Regions from separate parts of the Homo sapiens genome. Here regions 1 and 3 are each linked to region 2. A link is a contact called in ENCODE Hi-C or POLR2A ChIA-PET data. All regions are on one chromosome and are shown on one strand. Each heading gives the region's core, a stretch centred on a gene start or an enhancer-like site at or near the end of the contact. The rest is flanking DNA. Distances are from core to core; before and after follow the strand shown.

Evidence for each region. Hi-C counts contacts between places; a loop is a spot of excess contacts on that map. ChIA-PET counts read pairs that join two places held with the same protein, here RNA polymerase II (POLR2A). Pooled maps may share reads with other maps.
Region 1: a pooled map shows a loop between it and region 2 (6-fold over the local background). The contact joins the promoter of EEFSEC here to the promoter of MCM2 in region 2. A Hi-C loop is called at or near these places in 1 of 37 single-sample maps with no recorded cell type and 11 of 50 pooled maps. POLR2A ChIA-PET finds 5 or more read pairs at or near these places in 3 of 52 experiments (GM12878, activated T-cell and activated naive CD4-positive, alpha-beta T cell).
Region 3: a pooled map shows a loop between it and region 2 (8-fold over the local background). The contact joins the enhancer-like site here to the promoter of MCM2 in region 2. A Hi-C loop is called at or near these places in 3 of 37 single-sample maps with no recorded cell type and 8 of 50 pooled maps. POLR2A ChIA-PET finds 5 or more read pairs at or near these places in 1 of 52 experiments (Caco-2).

What each region holds. Positions count from the first base shown.
Region 1 is chr3:128,151,102-128,155,416 of GRCh38, forward strand. It overlaps EEFSEC (eukaryotic elongation factor, selenocysteine-tRNA specific), which reads left to right and starts at 2,380. Exons shown (of 7, transcript NM_021937.5): 1 at 2,380-2,722. The coding sequence starts at 2,407. It also overlaps a transcript of RUVBL1 not described here. RefSeq lists an enhancer at 2,011-2,240 and a silencer at 2,371-2,890.
Region 2 is chr3:127,595,428-127,599,660 of GRCh38, forward strand. It overlaps MCM2 (minichromosome maintenance complex component 2), which reads left to right and starts at 2,984. Exons shown (of 16, transcript NM_004526.4): 1 at 2,984-3,045; 2 at 3,891-4,120. The coding sequence starts at 3,040. It also overlaps a transcript of TPRA1 not described here. RefSeq lists enhancers at 2,662-3,619, 2,973-3,092 and a silencer at 3,123-3,282.
Region 3 is chr3:126,909,094-126,913,566 of GRCh38, forward strand. The region is part of intron 5 of CHCHD6 (coiled-coil-helix-coiled-coil-helix domain containing 6); the gene reads left to right. Among named protein-coding and RNA genes, the nearest start is that of PLXNA1, 72 kb to the right of the region's middle. RefSeq lists enhancers at 2,030-3,229, 2,162-2,641, 2,782-2,861. Within about 2 kb of position 2,483, at least 17 of the 41 ENCODE cell types and tissues checked have a DNase peak (open chromatin) inside an H3K27ac peak, as active enhancers do.

The DNA.
Region 1 (4,315 bases), core at 1,130-3,629, 560 kb after region 2:
ATATATTCTGTATATATTCTATATATATTCTATATATATTCTATATATTCTATATATATTCTATATATACTCTATATACATTCTATATATACTCTATATATTCTATATATACACTGTATATATTCTATATATATATACTCTATATATCTATATATAAAATCTATATATATTCTATATATAGATATATAAACTATATCAAGTGATCTGCCTGCCTCAGCCTCCCAAAGTGCTGGGATTACAGGCATGAACCACCGTGCCCAGCCAAACCTTTTTTCTTTTCATTACCATTTCAGGATTCTGTTTAAAACAGAGGTAAGAAATGAGGTTTATTTGAAGCCAGGCCCTGTACAAAGTCTTTGTTAGTTGAAATATTTCTCAGAGGTACATAAAGCCTCTAAAGCTCTTATTACCTATTTACTAACCCTCCCTTTTAAATACGTTTACTGCTTTTACTACTAGATTTTTTTTAATGGGAGGCGTATTTTTACAGTTTCCTATTTGCAAGGTGGGAAAACGGAAACAAAGATTCTGTTCTCTTCTTGTAAGGACCCTAATCCCATCACAAGGGCCCGCTCTCATGATCTCATCTAACCTCCCAAACGTCCCATCTCCAAATACTATCACACTGGGGGTCAGGGTGTCCACATATGAATTTGAGAGGGACACAATTCAGTCTATGACATGGACTCTGTTCCTAGTGGAGAGTGGTGGAACGAAGGAGGCAGTTACTGCAAGCATGAATACATCCGCACATGGTCTGGCTCATCACAGAGGGCAAAGGTAAGATCCTGTGAACTTTGTGCTCCACCGCCACAGTGTTACAAAAACACTCTCTTCTCCAGAAAAATGGAAGGAGGAGGCAATGTTGGGCTAGCATTCCTGCCTGGTATCACTGGCTGAGACTGAGCAGTGGCTTCCCTCTTTGCACAGGAAAAGGGCTCTCCAGGTCTCCCAGGTCCCCACCACTCCCTGTCATCTTAGACTCTTTTAACTTCTCTTCTTTGATTTACCCACCACCTGGCCAGAGCAGACACTTAGGTTTGTTACCTCTGGTTGGTGACTATGGCTGACAACCTTTTTTGTGGTTCTAGACACTTCAGAATCTAGTGAGAGTTGTCGACCCTCTGTCTAGCAAGAGCACATCACAACACATTGTGCGTTCAATTTAGAGGTTTGTGGCCTCTCCTAAGCCCAGGCTACAGACTCTCAGGGTGAGAATTTCTGAGTCAGAGATAATGTTGTCCTCTTCCATCTTCAAACCATCTTTTCCCATGGTTGGCTCCTTCTCAACACTGGAGTTTCAACTCAAACAGCAACTCCTAGATGTCTTCCCTGACCCACAGTTAGGTAGCTGTCCATCCTCCCTCTCCTGCTCCTTTTTATCTCAGCTTTTATTTTCCCTAGGAGACTTCTCGCTCTCTGAAATGGTCTGGTTCAGGCTGTATTGTTTGACTTAGCCCTCACCCCCTGAATGTAATATTAGCGGGCACTGTAGCCCAGCGGAACCCACCAGGCACTTGGTAAGATCTTGCTGAAATGTATGAATGATTGGAAGTGTGTCCGGAGTTGGTTTCTTCCAGTGGGTTCCTAGTCTCGCTGACTTCAAGAATGGAGCCGCGGACCTTCGCAGTGAGTGTTAAAGCTCTTAAAGATGGCACAGTCCCAAAGAGTGAGCAGCAGCAAGATTTATTGTGAAGAGCAAAAAGCTTCTGCAATGCGAAAGGGCACCTGAGAGGGTTGCTGCTGCTGGCGGGGGTGGCCAGCTTTTATTCCCTTATTTGCCCCCTCCCCCACGTCCCCCCGCCCTCCCCCGCCCCCCGCCGTCCCCCCGCCCTCCCCCCCGCCCCCGTCTTCCCGCCCCCCCCGCCCCCGTCTTCCCCCCGCCCACCCCGCCCCCCCCGCCCCCCTTCGCCCCCCCATGTTCCGTTTTTGTCCTATCAGAGCGCCCTTTTTTCAATCCTCCCTGTGATTGGCTTCTTTTAGGATCCTGCTGATTGGTGCATGTTACAGAGCACTGATTGGTGCGTTTTACAGAGCGCTGATTGGTGCATTTTACAATCCTCTTGATAGCTATAGAAAAGTTCTCCAAGTCTCCACTCACCCAGAAAGTCCAAATGGCTTCACTTCTCAGAAGGATCCCTCCATCTCGGGCTCCTAGAGGCTTCAGGCAGGAGGAGCCACGTGAGAGAGAAACCCTGCCTACGGTGACCTCCAGTTCCTAGACCACCCACTCGGAGCACGGCGCTCGGCTGTGCCCGTGAGCCTCAGGAGGGCGGAAGCTTCCGGGCCGGAACGGGTGTGCACAGCGCGCCGGTTACGGGGGGGCAACTTAACGGGCCGGACCGCGGCGACTACCGAGGGAGGTGAGGGGCGGGCCGGGCGGGTGTCCGAGGCGGCGGCGGCGGCATGGCAGGGCGGCGGGTGAACGTGAACGTGGGCGTGCTGGGCCACATCGACAGCGGCAAGACGGCGCTGGCGCGGGCGCTAAGCACCACAGCCTCCACCGCCGCCTTTGACAAGCAGCCGCAGAGCCGCGAGCGCGGCATCACGCTCGATCTGGGCTTCTCGTGCTTCTCGGTGCCGCTGCCCGCGCGCCTGCGGTCGTCTTTGCCCGAGTTCCAGGCAGCGCCCGAGGCCGAGCCCGAGCCCGGCGAGCCACTGCTTCAGGTCACGCTGGTCGACTGCCCCGGGCACGCCTCCCTCATCCGGACCATCATCGGCGGTGAGCGCGGGCCGGGGCGGGAGCCGGGCTCAGGGACGCGGGCGGAGCGACCGGGCCCCGTGTCCGAATTCGCTCGAGCCTTTGCCGGGACGGGAAATCGCCCCACCTCATTGGTGGGGCTCCTGACGCCCCAAGAGGCGGACGTGACTTGCCTAGGGCTCCGCAGCAAGTGAGCGGAGGCTTTGAGATTCAGCTTTTCCCATCCAGCAGAACCGAGCTGCAAGGCGCCTTCCTTAAAAAAAAAAAAAAAAAAAAATCAAAAAATCCCTACCAAATGTGTTTATAATACATGGTCAAGTAAAGAAAACTCAAAATAAGAAAACTCACAAGCTACAAAAAGGGTATACATACAAAGGCTGTCTTCATTCACCTGTCATTTGGTCTGATTCCCGTTCCTAGAGCCAACCGCTGCTACCAGTTTTTGTATATCATTTCAGAAAGGCTCCACGTCAATACAAGCATATCTGTGTGTATGTATAAATCCCTCTTTCCCTCATCCTTTTAGACACGATTTCACTCAACATTGTGTCTGGAGAGTGCCCCATATCTGTACACAAAGCTACATCATTCTTTTTAAAGCTCACATAGAATTCAACTGCACCCTTGTACCAACATTTTCTTTTTCTTTTTTTTTTTTTCTTTTTGAGACAGAGTCTTGTTCTGTCGCCCAGCCTGGAGTGCAGTGGCACGATCTCGGCTCACTGCAACTTCCGCCTCCTGGGTTCAAGCGATTGTCCTGCCTCAGTCTCCTGAGTAGCTGGGATTACAGGCGCGCGCCACCACGCCCGGCTAATTTTTTTGTATTTTCAGTAGAGACGGGTTTCACCATGTTGGTCAGGCTGGTCTCAAACTCCTGACTTCATGACCCGCCCGCCCTGGCCTCCCAAAGTCCTGGGATTACAGGCGTGAGCCACCACGTCCGGCCTGTACCAACATTTTCTGAACAAATCTTTTAATGATGGACGTTTATGCTGTTTCCAGTATTTACAAACCATTTTGCAGTGAATATTCTAGAACAGAACTCTTTGGTATGTTCGCATATATGTAGGATAATAGATAATAACTGGCTGGGGCAAGGGGCATGTGTGTTTTCGGTCGTGGTGGGTACTGCCAAAATGCCCCACAAAGAGGTACCATTAATTTTTAATTATACATGTAATACATGAATACATGCTACTTGTGAAGAAATAGAACATCACAAATAAGACAAACATTCCCTTACCCACTCCTCTGTCCTAAATTCTGTACCCCTCCTATCTCTGCAAATGAAAAGACCCGTTTTTTGTTTTTTTGTTTTTTTGTTTTTTTCTGAGATGGAGTCTCGCTCTGTTACCAGGCTGGAGTGCAGTGGTGCAATCTTGGCTCACTGCAACCTCTTTCTCCCCGGTTCAAGCGATTCTCCTGCCTCAGCCTCCCAAGTAGCTGGGACTACAGGTGCACATCACCACACCTGGCTAATTTTTATATTTTTAGTAGACATGGGGTTTCACCATATTGGCCAGGATGGTCTTGATCTCGACCTCGTGATCCCCATGCCTCGGCCTCCCAAAGTGCTGGGATTACAGGTGTGAGCCACTGTGCCTGGCTGAAAAG
Region 2 (4,233 bases), core at 1,734-4,233:
CCTTCTCACTTCCCTGCATCCTACCTGTCAACACACTTCAATGTAGTGTCTGACTCCAGACACACCGGCCAGCCCAGATCTGCTATCGCCAGGGCCACTAACAGCTCCTAGTCCTTATCAGATGACCTCTGGGCAGCCAGCTGACCCCATCCACCATCTTGACTGCTCTCTTCAGTGGCCTTTGGGAGGGCTCCTGATAATCCCCAGCCCTGCTAGGATCTCCTCTCCTTCAGTGTGGGCCGGACCTCAGGACTCACTTCTCGCTAAGAGAATATGGCAAAAGTAAAGGAATATCACTTCCAAGACATGGCATCTGTCTTGTATGGCCTCTCTCTCTTGTTCGCTTGCTCTGAAAGAAACCAGCTGCCAGGTTGTAAGCTGCTCTGTAGAGAGGCCCCCACCCAAGAGCCAGTGGGAAACTAAGTCTTCAGTCCAACAGCCTATGAGGACCTGAATCCTATCATGTGAAGAAGCTTGGAAGGGGATCCTCCTGAAGATGAGCCTTCAGAGGAGACAGCAGCCCTGGCCAATACCTTGCCTGCAGCCTTGAAAGACCTTGAAGAAGAGGCACCCAGTGGCATCGTGTCCAGATCCCTGATCCACAGACACCGAGACAGTGGGTGCTAATTGCTTCAAGGTGCTAAATCCCAGGATAATTTTTTTTTTTTTGAGATAGAGTTTCGCTCTTTTTGCCCAGGCTGGAGTGCAATGGCACAATTTCGGCTCACCGCAACCTCCACCTCCAGTGTTCAAGTGATTCTCCTGCCTCAGCCTCCTGAGTAGTTGGGATTACAGGCATGCGCCACTACGCCTGGCTAATTTTGGATTTTTAATAGAGACAGGGTTTCTCCATGTTGGTCAGGCTGGTCTTGAACTCCTGACCTCAGGTGATCCACCTGCCTCAGCCTCCCAAAGTGCTGGGATTACAGGTGTGAGCCACCATGCCTGGCCATCCCAGGATAATTTTTTATGCAGCAATAGATAACACAAGCCCATGCAGAGTCTCTTCAGCTTTCCTGTCAGCAGCTCCTAGCATCCGAGGTGCATCCTTCACATCCTTTGTTGGTGTCTCTTAACTGTTGGGGTTTCCCAGGTCCCAGGCTTAGACCTTCTCATCTCCCTGCACTCACTCTGGATTATACAACCACTCCCAAGGCAATCTACAGCTTCAGTCCAAACACGCCCTTGAGTCCCATACATGGATATCCAACAGCTTCCTGGATATGTCCCCTCGGCCCAAATTCAGCACAGCCAGAAACAAACTCATCTTCTTCCCCCTTAAATTGCTGGTCTTCCTGTGCGCTCCTATCTCAGCTATCATCCACCTAGCTAAGCCAGGATCCTGGTGTCATCCTGCATGCCTCTTTTGCTGTCCTCAATCACCAACACCTATAGACCCCACTTCCTGGCCGGGCGTGGTGGCTCACGCCTGTAATCCTAGCACTATGGGAGGCCAAGGCAGGCGGATCCACTTGTCAGGAGTTGGAGACCAGCCTAGCTAACAATGGTGAAATCCCATCTCTACTAAAAATACAAAAATTAACCGGGCACAATGGCGTGCATCTCTAATCCCAGCTACTCGGGAGGCTAAGGCACGAGAATCGCTTGAACTTGGGAGGTGGAGGTTGCAGTGAGCTGAGGTTGCACCACTGCACTCCAGCCTGGGTGACAGAGTGACTCTGTCTCAAAAAAAAAAAAAAGATTCCACCTCCTAAACATCTTGTATTTCCAGTTCTCTCCATCACTCCTGCCTCCCTACCCTGGGTCCCAGGCAGAGATGCTTGTTCACTGCACAAAGTGCCTGGCTAAGAGGGTTGCGATTCAGCCCTGCCTCTGCTCACTAAGGCTGCCTGGAACTAGACAAGAACCACAGCAACCTCCTCGTTTGCTGCCTTCAACCTCGTTCAATCCACTTCCACCTGGTAGCAGCCAGAGGGATTCTAAAACCCACACTAGTTCACGTCTCACCCTGCTCAAAATGCTTCCATGGCCTTCCATTGCTTTCAGAATACAGAATAGTCAAACTCTCTAGAAAAACATCTAGCTCTTTTTTGATCCGGATTTTCTCTCCCTCAAGTCTTGTCTGTTGCCCGGCATCATAAGCTCCTAGGGTTAGTTCTTAGGGAGGGGCTTGCACATCCGGGCCCTGCCATGACCTCTGCAGCTTTGCACATGGCATCCTTCTATCTGTAACATCCTCCCTGCGTCTTCGCTCCCCTGGGCAAAGATAACTCCTACTAAAGCCTCAGATGTGACCTCCTACAAAATCCCAGAGTTGTCCAGCTGCTTGAAGTATTGAGCCTTTGAGCTTTGGGAGAAGTTAAACCATTGTGCTCCTAAGACGGTAAGAAGCGTCAGAAAACCAGGCTCTGAACCTCTGCTGTCTTTTTTTTTTTTTGAGACGGAGTCTCACTCTGTCACCCAGGCTGGAGTGCAGTGGCGGGATCTCGGCTCACCGCAACCTCCACCTCCCAGGTTCAAGCGATTCTTCTGCCTCAGCCTCCCGAGTAGCTGGGATTACAGGCCCGTGCCACCATGCCCAACTAATTTTTGTATTTTTAGTAAAGACTGGGTTTCACCATGTTAGTCAGGCTGGTCTCGAACTCCTGAGCTTGTGATCCGCCCACCTCGGCTTCCCAAAGTGCTGGGATTACAGGCGTGAGCCACCGCGCCCGGCCTCTGTTGTCTTGTCAGCAAAATGGCCCTGGTGTGACCGAGGTCACGCAGCCAGCAAGTGTCGTCGGGTCCCCTGGAGCCTCAGCTTCTACCTCCGCTCCAGCTCCCACCACAGCGCAGGCGAGCGCACGCGCACAGCGCCGGGCCGCACACCTCCGGGCTCTGGGCGGAGCGCCTCGGGCGTTGTAGGCGGGACCGGACCCTCTGGCCCGCCCCTCCGTGTCCCTTCTGGTCGCCAGTGGACGCCGACGTCATGACGTCGCGTTCCGTAGGGCTCTTCCCGGGCTTTGGTGGGTCACGTGAACCACTTTTCGCGCGAAACCTGGTTGTTGCTGTAGTGGCGGAGAGGATCGTGGTACTGCTATGGCGGTGAGCGCGCTGGCGCGTGGCGGGCGGGCGCCGGGGACATGGGTGCGGAGGCTGCGCGCTTCCCGTACTCTGGCCCCGGCCCAGGGCGGCGCTCTGGGTGAGGCTGGGCCCCAGGCTCTGGGGCGCAGCTACTTTCTCGCCTGCACCCTGCGTGAGGCGACTCGCCTACCTACCACTGACCTGGGGCCCTGGGCTCCCTAAGGCGAGCTCGGCCCGTTCAGCCTCTGTCCTTTATTCACCCCACACATACTTATTGGGCGCCATCTGTGTGGCGCTGAGCGTACAAAAGACAGGCCCCCATTTCACTACACTCCTTTAAACTTTTTTTTTTTTTAATTTCCCAATGATCCTTGTTCCAAACACTACACTTACTTTTGTATTACCTTCTTGTCCCTTTGTCTTGTATACTGTCTGTTCCACATCTGAGTTCCAGACCTCTTGTTTTGGTGGCTCTTCTATGCCATCTCTATCACAATACCTTGCGCACTGTGTGTGCTGAAATAGGTCTAATGCTTAAGGGGAGATAATAGACAGTAAACAGGTAAATAGGCAAATGACATAACCTCAGTGGTTTTTCATGGAGAAAGCACGGTGATGTGGGTGACCCCGATATTTGAGCTGGCTTCTATTTGTTTGGAAGCCACTGACTCAGATTGCTCAGCTGAGAGCATTCCAGGTGAGAGAACAGCAAGGGCAAAGATCTGGAGGCTGGAAGGGGTTTGGTGTGTTGGAGGACAAGAGTCACAGGTGGAGAGAAAGAAGGGAAGGCCCCTGATGGTAAAAAGGAAGCTGTATCATGCCTCACCAGCTTCCTAGGTTTCTGACAACCGCACCTTCTCTTGCAGGAATCATCGGAATCCTTCACCATGGCATCCAGCCCGGCCCAGCGTCGGCGAGGCAATGATCCTCTCACCTCCAGCCCTGGCCGAAGCTCCCGGCGTACTGATGCCCTCACCTCCAGCCCTGGCCGTGACCTTCCACCATTTGAGGATGAGTCCGAGGGGCTCCTAGGCACAGAGGGGCCCCTGGAGGAAGAAGAGGATGGAGAGGAGCTCATTGGAGATGGCATGGAAAGGTAATTTCATTCAAGGCCCTGGACTCAGCAGATAGTTTTGCAGAGAGCCCATTGTGTGCCTGGTGGCCTGGCTTTGGGAGCTGGGAGCAGATGAATCGATGGCATTCTTGCCT
Region 3 (4,473 bases), core at 1,233-3,732, 690 kb before region 2:
CGTGGCGCCCAGCACAGCCTGTGCACACCGTAGGCCGTGAATGACTGCTGTTAACTTGGGAGGTGGTTAGGGGGTGTCTTTCAGGGCTCCAGTCCAAAAGTTGCTCTCCCCAATGTCCACAGATTAGGCTCTGTTTTCTTCACATCTGTGATTGCACATGCCTTAATGCACTGGTCCCACGCTGCTCTATAGTTATGGGGGTTCCCCTCAGACCTCTGGGCCCCATGTCCTCCTCCCACCCCGCACCTGTATTCTGGCTTTGGGGCAGGGGCTGCCGGGTGATCTCTTCTGCTCAGACACATTTTGTCATCTTCCCTTCCCCGGCCTCCTCACCATGCTTCCCTCACCCTCACCCTTGCTTTTGATCTCACAGATCCAGGCCCTTGGAGAAATCAGACAGTATGAAATATGAAAACTGCTCGGGAAGTAATTGAAGAAACACTGTGACTTTGGAAACCCATGGAGATAACACTCACACCTTCTTACTCACGTTATTTAATTTTTAATGGCAGATTTAATTAATGGAGGTCAGGCCTCCTGCTTTCAGATGTGCATGTGGGGCAGCTGGAGGAGGAGGAGGGGCAGCTGTCTACAGGGCAGAGGAAAAGACTGCAAATTTGGGAAACTAAAGAGTCCGATGGGAAAGAAAATCACCCAGAAATAATAGTCCCTGGTCATTGGGTGCTAATTAATGTGTGAGAATTCGGTAGAGCGCACTTCAGAGAAGTTTCCCAGTGTCTCTCAGTGGGCAGCAGGGCTCCTTTACAGGCACAGTCATGCTGCCTTCCCAGGCTCTGTGCTGCAGGGTTCCAGGAGCTCTCGAGAACTGACGGCCTAGCCGGGGAGAGCTGGATGCCATCATCCACACAGCTGCCAGAATGTTCTTTTAAAAACACAAATCAGCTGGGCACAGTAAGTCACGCCTATAATCCCAACACTTTGGGAGGCCAAGGCAGGCAGATCACTTGAGCCCAGGAGTTTGAAACCAGCCTGGCCAACATGGCGAAACCCCCTCTCTGTAAAAAATACAAAAATTAGCTGGGCAGGATGGCACACTCCTGTAGTCCCAGCTACTGGGGTGGCTCTGAGGTGGAGAGATAGCTTGAGCCCAGAGGTCGAGGTTACAGCGGGCTATGATCACACCACTGCATTCCAGCCAGGAGCAAGGCCCTGCCTCAGGAAAAAAAAAAAAACAAAAAAAACAAATCTTCCCTGCCCCTCCTTCACTGAAAAAGGAAAGCCTTCTTCACCCTTATTGCCCATGAGGTGCAGTCCAAGCTTTTGAGCCTGCAGCTGGCATCCTCCACGTCCCCTCCTGGCCGTTGCCCTGTGCCTCTGCAGCAACAGTGGCATCTCCTGCCCCATGCACAGCCCTGTGGCAGCCCCAGGCTCCTCGCACTGCTGCCTGTGTTCAGGAGACCTCCCTCTCATTTGGCTCATTTCTGCTCATCCTTTAAAATTCATTAAAATGGATACACCCTTTGACCCAAGAATTTGACTTATACAGTGTTCCCTACAGATACACACAAAGTTCTAGATGCCAAGATGTTCCTCTTAGCTTTGTTTATAATAGTAGAAGACTAGAAACAACCTCTGTACAAGGATGGGGAGCTGCTTGAGTGATACTCAAGGGATGACACTACAGGGTATTCATTCCTACTACTAAGTGCTGGTCAGCTGGAGTGGGTGAGGTCTCTGAGGATCAATGGAAAGATGAGGTGTGGCAGATCGTGTCTGCTGCAGTCAAGTGAGTGTCAGGAACAAGTGGGGCACATGTGTGTGCTCACTCACACATGTGCCCATGCATGCACAGCACCTCGCCCTGACAAGGACGGGGTGCACAGAGGAGTAGGGATAGGGCTGAGTCCAGGCTGGCCAAGAGGCTCAGTATTCACCACACACCCTCCATGCTTTCCATTTTTGTTTTTTAAAACCATATGTAAGTATTTTTCAAAAACATTGTTTAGTGTAAATAAAAAAAACTCAGCCTCAGTTCAGGTATTGGCTCCCAGGAAGTCAGTCTGACCCATGGTTTCTGCCAGGCTGTCCTTTCAGGTGCCCCACAGCACCTGGGAGGACTGGCTGAGTACCCCATTGTAATTATGATGCCACCATCTCAGAGCTCCACGAGGCCAGGGAGCAAGCCACACTTGTCTCAGAACCTTCTGGCACTTGGCGGGTTCTCAGTGTGCACGTTGGTAGTGTCTAGTCCTTCTAGAAGCCCTGACCTGGTGATTGGTTGAGGAGTCCACAGAGTGCCCTGCCCTTCCCAGGAGATGGAGTCTGGGTCCACTCCAGCAGCCTTGGAAAGGCCTGGTGGATGAGCAGCTTTGTGAACACAGGAAGCCAGCTTGGTATTCCCAAGTTGTGGGCCGGAGACCTTCGAGTGCCAAGGGAGCTGCGGTTGTGAGGACATCCGTCCCTGTAGGTCTGCTTAGGCAGATTAGATGAGTGGGGTAGGCGGGTCAGGACAGGACAGGACGGGGAATTTCTCTGAGTCATTCTGAGAAACAATAGAGGAAGCTGCAGCAGGGTAATCACCGCCACTTCTTGGCCTGTGGGTACTTCCTGTGACAAATCGAGTTGACCACATGTTCAAACTGAGCTTGCAATCAAACCCAAGCACTATCCAAATTCACCGGGGCCAGGCTGTTTCTGGCAGTATGGCATCTTGAGCACAGGCTCTGAGTGTCTACTGAAGCCCACAGCAGGCCGGGCCCATCTGGGCCAAGGATTCGCTCTCTGAGAAGGTTGGCAACAGGTGCCTGGGCCTGCAGGATGGTGACCTGACACTCAGGAGCCCTGTGGGCACAACCACAGGAAGAGGGGTTTGGCTCAAAGAGAAGGTCTGAGCCATGAGGTTGTTTTGTGGGAAAGGAAGTAGGCCAGGATGAATTGTGGGGGGCGGGGCTTAGGATGAGGTGCATTTTAGCTCTGGAAAATTCAGTGGCTGTGGTGGGCTGAGGTGGGTGCTGTGTGCCAAGATGTCTCTCCACCAACTGCAGGCTGGGTGATACCCTGTGTTGCTGTTGAGAGAAGTGACTTACCCAAAGAACACCGCCAGCATATGCCAAAGCGCAAATCAAAATGTGGGTCTGTGGTCCATGCCATCTCCTGATGAGGTCTCATGAAGGGGAACTTCAGACAGCTAAGCAGTTCCCACCCAGGCTGTGGCGGAAGGGCGTCTGCATGGAGTGGGAGGGAGGCCCAAAGTTGTTATGTCTCTGTCCCTACCGCCTCGCCCAGGACAGGCAGTGCTGGTGGATACTGGACTGGTCGAGGCAAAGACGTAATCTCTCGTTTGAATGTGAGGGCTCTAGAGAGAACACTGGAGCCCCCTTGCTGGGCATTTTGGCAGCAGCTGGCTGTGGTGGGAGGAGAACCTGTATTTATTTCGTGCCTGTCGTATGCCGGGAGGGTTGGCATTTCCCAGCTGTCATTCCCAGTAGCTGTAGAGGGAGGCATCCATTATCTCCTTGGCTCAGAAGTGAGGAGCAGCGAGGTGACTTGCCTAAGCTCACCAGGCAGTGGAGGGTGAAAGGCCCAGAGGTGGCCCCCAGGCCTCCCTGACTCCCCCGGCCCAGCCCAGGGCAGAATGCCAGCACCTGGTGGTTCTTCCTCATCACATGAGCCAGGTGCTCTTCCCCAGGGGCTCACCTTCCACATTTACCTCCCAGTCAGCACTTCTCTGAGGCCACGATGCAGCAGGGGAGTCCTTGGGGTAAGACTAGAGGGGGGCCTGGTTTCCATCTGGACCTGCCTTCCATGCCCTATGGCCTTAGAGGTGGGGGGTCCATCCCTGCCTCAGTTACCTTCCCTGCAGAAGGCCGAGGGGGGTCCGTGGTGCACAGGAAGTGCTTTCCCTGGGTGGCTCTGTGCACCTCTCACTTCGTGTCTGCCCAGCTTCAGCCAGGCTAGCTGTGTGCCTGGTGGGCGGAGAGAGCCAAGTTGAAGTCCTACAAATGTGCAAGGCAACGCAGCTCTAAAGTTCCTTCACTGCCACACAAGCGTGTTTCAGGGACTGACTGATCTGTGCCTGCAGTAGGTACCTGAGACCTGAAGCTCCCATTTGCTCATCTGTAGAACGGGGATAATCATGCTGCCCGTATGAGCCTTTTTTTTTTTTTTTTTTTTTTTTTTTTTTTTTTTTTGGGAGACGGAGTTTCACTTTTGTCGCCCAGGCTGAAGTACAGTGGCACAATCTCGGCTTACTGTAACCTCCACCTCCTGGGTTCAAGCGATTCTCATGCCTCAGCCTCCCAAGTAGCTGGGATTACAGGCACCCGCCACCACACCCAGCTAATTTTTTTTTTGTATTTTTAGTAGAGATGGGGTTTTGCCATTTGGGCCAGGCTGATCTTGAACTCCTGACCTCAGGTGATCCACACACCTCAGCCTCCCAAAGTGCCCATGTGAGGCTTTGAGGAGTAGATGTGGTTGTGTCTGCAAAGGGACTGACCTTAAGCCAACTCC